Regions from separate parts of the Homo sapiens genome. Here region 2 is linked to region 1. Evidence: read pairs that join two places in POLR2A ChIA-PET (ENCODE). Cell type or tissue: Caco-2. All regions are shown on one strand. Links, peaks and the distances in the headings refer to the core of each region. The heading gives the core; the rest is flanking DNA.

The links. ChIA-PET counts read pairs that join two places held together with the same protein. Peaks named below come from ENCODE experiments on the same cell type or tissue, not always from the same donor. Only the 100,000 strongest peaks of a DNase experiment are listed, where the experiment ranks them.
Region 2: POLR2A ChIA-PET joins it to region 1 with 10 read pairs; 11 of 35 experiments call an interaction of 5 or more read pairs at or near these places.

What each region holds. Positions count from the first base shown.
Region 1 is chr17:43,371,122-43,374,036 of GRCh38, reverse strand. LINC00910 (long intergenic non-protein coding RNA 910) reads left to right here. Exons shown (of 6, transcript NR_027412.1): 5 at 2,611-2,790. LOC105371785 (a long non-coding RNA gene) reads right to left here. Exons shown (of 2, transcript XR_007065761.1): 2 at 228-1,451. Among named protein-coding and RNA genes, the nearest start is that of LINC00910, 16 kb to the left of the region's middle. In Caco-2, for the core only: no CTCF peak of the experiment used is centred there; a DNase peak (open chromatin) is centred at 1,336.
Region 2 is chr17:43,154,338-43,157,252 of GRCh38, reverse strand. All of the region lies in intron 1 of LOC101929767 (a long non-coding RNA gene), which reads left to right. It also overlaps a transcript of BRCA1 not described here. Among named protein-coding and RNA genes, the nearest start is that of NBR1, 15 kb to the left of the region's middle. In Caco-2, for the core only: no CTCF peak of the experiment used is centred there; a DNase peak (open chromatin) is centred at 1,292.

The DNA of each region.
Region 1 (2,915 bases), core at 213-2,712:
GCCTACCAATAGATCTATATGGTCATTGCAAGACATAATGAGTTTTATTCTGTTTAAAAAGGGAAGAAAACGGTAGAGCATGGTGGCTCACGCATGTAATCCCAGCACTTTGAGAGGTAGAGGTGGGCAGATCACTTGATGTCAGGCGTTTGAGGCCAGTCTGGCCAACATGGTGAAATCCTGTCTCTACTGGAAATGTTGCAGGATTCAGGAGGACGAGAGAGACCTCAGGTTGAAACTAGAATCTTTATTGAGTGCACTCAGGCCCAGCTGACTCAACGTCCAAAAGACTGGGCCCGGAACAAAGACAGCATCTGACTTTTATACATACTTCACAGAAGGTGGTGGGCTAGCTTGAAGCAAGCTTACAGTGGTGTGAAAAGCAGCAATACAGAGGCAGGACAAAGACAGGATTGCACATGACTGTTGCCAAGTAACCCAGATGTCCGTTATCTAGGTTTGTCTGGGCATGGGCTTATCCTATAACCTTCACTATGGTGCCCAGGCAGCTGTAGTTCAGGCCTACTCAGGCTTCTCATGACCTTCGTTGTACTTCTTAGATAAAACAGAATATTTGAAGTCACTGGTTACATGTAGGCGGAAACCTACCCAGGTGCTGAGGCAAGAGACTGAGGGCACAACCTGTTCCAATATAGTAAAGAAAATAGTTAGAATAAGAAAAGTTATATTAGAAGTAGGAAATAGAGCTGGATGCAGTGGCTCCCAGCACTTTGGGAGGCCAAGGTGGGCGGATCACGAGGTCAGGAGATTGAGACCATCCTGGCTAACAGGGTGAAACCCTGTCTCTACTAAAAATACAAAAACAAAAAATTAGCTAGGCATGGTGGCAGGCGCCTGTAGTCCCAGCTACTCAGGAGGCTGAGGCGAGAGAATGGTATGAATCCAGGAGGTGGAGCTTGCAGTGAGCTGAGATCACGCCACTGCACTCCAGCCTGGGCGACAGAGTGAAACTCCATGTCAAAAAAAAAAAAAAAAAGAAAAAGAAATAGGATATAGAGATGATTATATATGGATATTATCAATCATTAGTTTTTAGTATTAATCTCTGTATTATTATTATAACCGAGGAAAGACCAGCCAATACAGAGTCAGGAGCTGAAGGGACATTGTGAGAAGTGAGCAGAAGATAAGAGTGAAAGTCCTCTATCACATCCTGATAAAGGCCGCTTGAGGACACCTTGGTCTAGCGGTAGCGCCAGTGCCTGGGAAGGCACCCGTTACTTAGCGGACCGGGAAAGGGAGTTTCCCTTTCCTTGGGGGAAGTTAGAGAACACTCTGCTCCACCAGCTCTAGTGGGAGGTCTGACATTATCCAGCCCTGCTCGCAGTCATCTGGAGGACTAAACCCCTCCCTGTGGTGCTGTGCTTCAGTGGCCACGCTCCTTTCCACTTTCATGTTCTGCCTGTACACCTGGTTCCTCTTTTAAGTTCCTAGAAGATAGCAGTAGCAGAATTAGTGAAAGTATTAAAGTCTTTGATCTCTCTGATAAGTGCATAGAAAAAATGCTGACATATGTGGTCCTCTCTCTGCTTCTGCTACCACAAAGAAGACCCCCATGTGATTTGCTTGACCTTATCAATCACTTGGGATGACTCACTCTCCTTACCCTGCCCCCTTGCCTTGTATACAATAAATAGCAGCACCTTCAGGCATTCGGGGCCACTACTGGACTCCGTGCATTGATGGTAGTGGCCCCCTGGGCCCAGCTGTCTTTCCTACTATCTCTTAGTCTCGTGTCATATTTTTCTACCGTCTCTCGTCTCTGCACACGAAGAGAACAACCCGCAAGGCCCAGTAGGGCTGGACCCTACAGTTACAGAGAACAGGAATCTATAAACTCATTCCATAAAACAAAGGAAAATTTGTTTTTCTTCTCCTTATGTTGAGGGATTGCTGAGAGAGTCTCCAGAGCACATTAGATAATATTATCAAGACTTTTCCTGGGTCTGGGCTGTGCCCGTTGCTGCCTCTGGGACAAGTCGGCCTAATACATGAAAATTTATTTCTCTTTCTTTTTAATTTTATTTTTCTTTAATTTCCCACCTTAAAACCACAAAAATTAGCCGGGCATGGTGGTGCATGCCTGTAAACCCAGCCACTTGGGAGGCTGAGGTGGGAGAATCTCTTGAAACCTGGAGGCAGAGGCCGCAGTGAGTCAAGATCGTGCCACTGCATTTCAGCCTGAGCAACAGAGTGAGACTCCATCTCAAAAAAAAAAAAGCGGGGGGGAGGAGAGGGGGGGAAGAAAGAAACTTATTTATTTCATTGGAAGACCTGTAAAAGAACAAAGGTCATGAAATATCAGTATGTACATCTAGAATTGCTCCAAAAAGAAACGGAAATGAATGGGGGCTCGGGGTGGGAAGAAGAATGGATTAGTCAGCTATAACTTTGGGTCCAAGGGACCCTGGTGGTATAGTGGGGGTTAACTTTGCAATCACTGACTCAGGTGAGCCTCTTAGTGTTGAGAAGTGAAATCATCCTGTTTCCCTAATGTATAGATCTTACATTTTCCAGACAGCTGATTCTCACTTTCTTCTTCAACCTCCAAAGAACCTCAGCTGACTACCTTGCTTTCTATGTCCCCAGGGGAATAGAAACAATCAGAGGAAACTTCCGTGAGTTCCCAGGACACATCCACCCACCTCCTCCACGTGTAACCACCACCTCTACCTTCCCCTCTGGTGCTGTGGATGAGCCATCCGTGCTCCTGGCAAAGGCCCACCTGCCACTTGGGCACAGGAACCCATCCATCCCTCCTTACCTCTGGTAACTCTCCCTCTCTCTCTCCTGCATCCTTCATATTCTCTGGGTTGTATTCTCTTCCAGCCCCCACCCCCTGCCCACCTCCAGCATGTAAAAGTGCTGTTATTGTTTCCACTTTAAAACAAACC
Region 2 (2,915 bases), core at 182-2,681, 220 kb after region 1:
GCTATAGGGTAGGTAAGTTTTTCAGCCTGTTTTAGGTTTCTTGACCTAAAATTCCTTCTGCTGGACTCTAAGTCACTATTGGCAGCTATTTCTGACGATTGGTAGTTCTTTGTAACTTTTTACCTATGACTGTAACATTTTTGACTTTCAGAAGAATTTGCTAAAATGTGTTCCCCGGTGGGTTGTTGTTTTTCAACCTAAACCTAGCTGCTTTTTCCAGTCACTTATCCGTATTGGAAGCTCAAAATGCAAATATACAGTAGGCCTAAAATATTGCCTGGTTTGAAAAGTGTTTAAAATATTTGAATCATTTTTATAGTAAACATTTACTCTCATCAGGACCTAGAAGGGGAACATTTTAATTTTTTTCCTTTTCCCTTTTCACAGTCTTCCTTCAACATTCATTACCTTTTTACATATTGGAGTTTTCATCTGTTCACAGTTTATGTTTACAGTGTGTTTATATAGTGTAGATTATAATTACCATACTGAAATATAATTATTTCAGAATTGAGTCAGTGGTGAGAATGAAAGCCATCTGGTATGATAACTGAATCCAATTTTTCTTTTACGGAGAATTTCTTTGAAATGTAGCTTATCTCAGAAATAGGGATTTAGTAACCAATCAGAGTTTTCTTTGTCAAGGTTGTTTTTCTTTTTAAAGTCACATTTGGTCCCAGTAATAATACCCACATTGGTACAAGTCATCTCAGGTTGTGAAGTATTTTCCCAAGTAGCATTTAATTTTATTCTTGCAATAGCCCAAGGAGACTGGCAGGGTGAATGACAGAGAAGGAAACTGAGGTTCAGGTAAAGTGGTTAGCCCAAGGTGGCTCTGCTTATATACACAACTGGTAGTAGAAACCCAGCCTTCTGACTTAGTTCAGTGTTTCTCTTTTCACTGCCCTGTGCTACGTCAGAAACACCATGATTACAAGAGTAGTATTACTAAATCCTTCACAATAAGGTTACTGTCCCCGAGCTTTTCTTATGATTCTTTTTTTTTTTCTTTTTTTGAGATGGAGTCTCACTCTGTCGCCCAGGCTGGAGTACAGTGGCACAATCTCATCTGACTGCAACTTCCGCCTCCCGGGTTCAAGCAATTCTCCTGCCTCAGCCTCCCGAGTAGCCAGGACTACAGGTGCGTGCCACCATGCCTGGTTAATTTTTGTAGTTTTAGCAGAGGCGGGGTTTCCCCATATTGGCTAGGCTGGTCTCAAACTCCTGACCTCAGGTGATCCACCTGCCTCAGACTCCCAAAGTGCTGGGATTACAGTGTGAGCCACCGCACCTGGCCCTTGTGATCCTTTTCTAAAAAGTTAAATATTTAATGAAAAGAACCACATTCTTGTCGCACTACCAGGATACTTGTTCTTTGATGTCCTGCCTGGACTTTACCCAAAAAATCCATTTCAAAAGTTCACATTTAGGGCTAAGTGTAGTGGCTCATACCTGTAATCCCAGCTGAGGCAGGTGGATCATTTGAGGTCAGGACTTCAAGAACAGCCTGGGCAACATGGTGCAACCCCTTCCCTACCAAAAATACAAAAAAATTAGCCAGGCATGGCAGCATGCGCCTGTAGTCCCAGCTACTTGGAAGGCTGAGGCACAAGAATCACTTCAATCCGAGAGGCAGAGGTTGCAGTGAGCCAAGACCACACCACTGCACTCCAGCCTGAGCAGCAGAGTGAGTGAGACTCCATCTCCCCCCAAAAAAAGTTTCACTGGACATAGTAGCTCACACTTGTAATCCCAGCACTTTGGGAAGCCAAAGCAGGAAGACTGCTTGAGGCCAGTCATTCAAGACCAGCATGGGCAACATAGTGAGATCCTGTCTCTATAAAAATTAATTAACATTAAAAATTAAAAAGATGGCCGGGCATGGTGGCTCACTCCTGTAATCCCAGTACTTTGGGAGGCCAAGGCATGGTGGTGCATGCCTTTAGTCCCAGCTACTCGGGAGGCTGAGGCAGGAGAATCACTTGAACCCAGGAGGCAGAGGTTACAGAGAGCTGAGATTGTGCCACTGCACTCCAGCCTGGGTGACAGAGTGAGACTCTGTCTCAAAAAAAGAAAATTAAAAAGACCAGAATAAAGCTAAAGATTTAAAATAGCTGGCAGGTTCCTACCAAAAGTTACCAGCTACCTCTCTGATGCTCTTTCCCTACAATATCCTCCTGGATTATTACATTTTAGCACCTTGACCTATCTGATGTCCTGCATACACAGGCATGGTCCTGCTCAGGGTTTGCCTTCTCTGCTCCCTCTTTCCTGGAATGCTCTTCCCCTAATTGTTGCATAGCGTGTTTCTTTACATTATTAAGCTGTCCTCTAGTCTCACCTCAGTGAAACCTTTCCTGACTCCCCCCATGTACACCTACCCCCTATACATATTACACTACCTGTTTCCCCTTACCCTGCTTATTTTTTCTCTTTAATACACTTATTCCCATATATTCTTTAATTCTGCATCAACTGTCTACCACACTAGAATGTGAGAGCAGGTTTTATTTTGTAAACTGCTGTATTTCTATCTCCTAGAATAGTACTTGAATATAGTAGTAGATACTTAATAAACACTTGTTATATTAGTATAATAAATGAATTACTCTCAGGAATGCCTTGGTTTTGTGGATAGACAGGTAGGGATGGGAACTGGGGTGATGTATTTTCTAAAGTTTTTATTTTTTAAGCTTATTATTATTATTATTTTGAGACAGAGTCTAGCTCTGTCACCCAGGCTGGAGTGCAGCTTATTATTATTATTTTGAGATGGAGTCTAGCTCTGTCACCCAAGCTGGAGTGCAGTGGGGCAATCTTGGCTCACTGCAACCTGCGCCTCCCAGGTTCAAGCGATTCTCCTGCCTCAGCCTCCTGAGTACCTGGGATTACAGGCGCCTGCCACCATGCCCAGT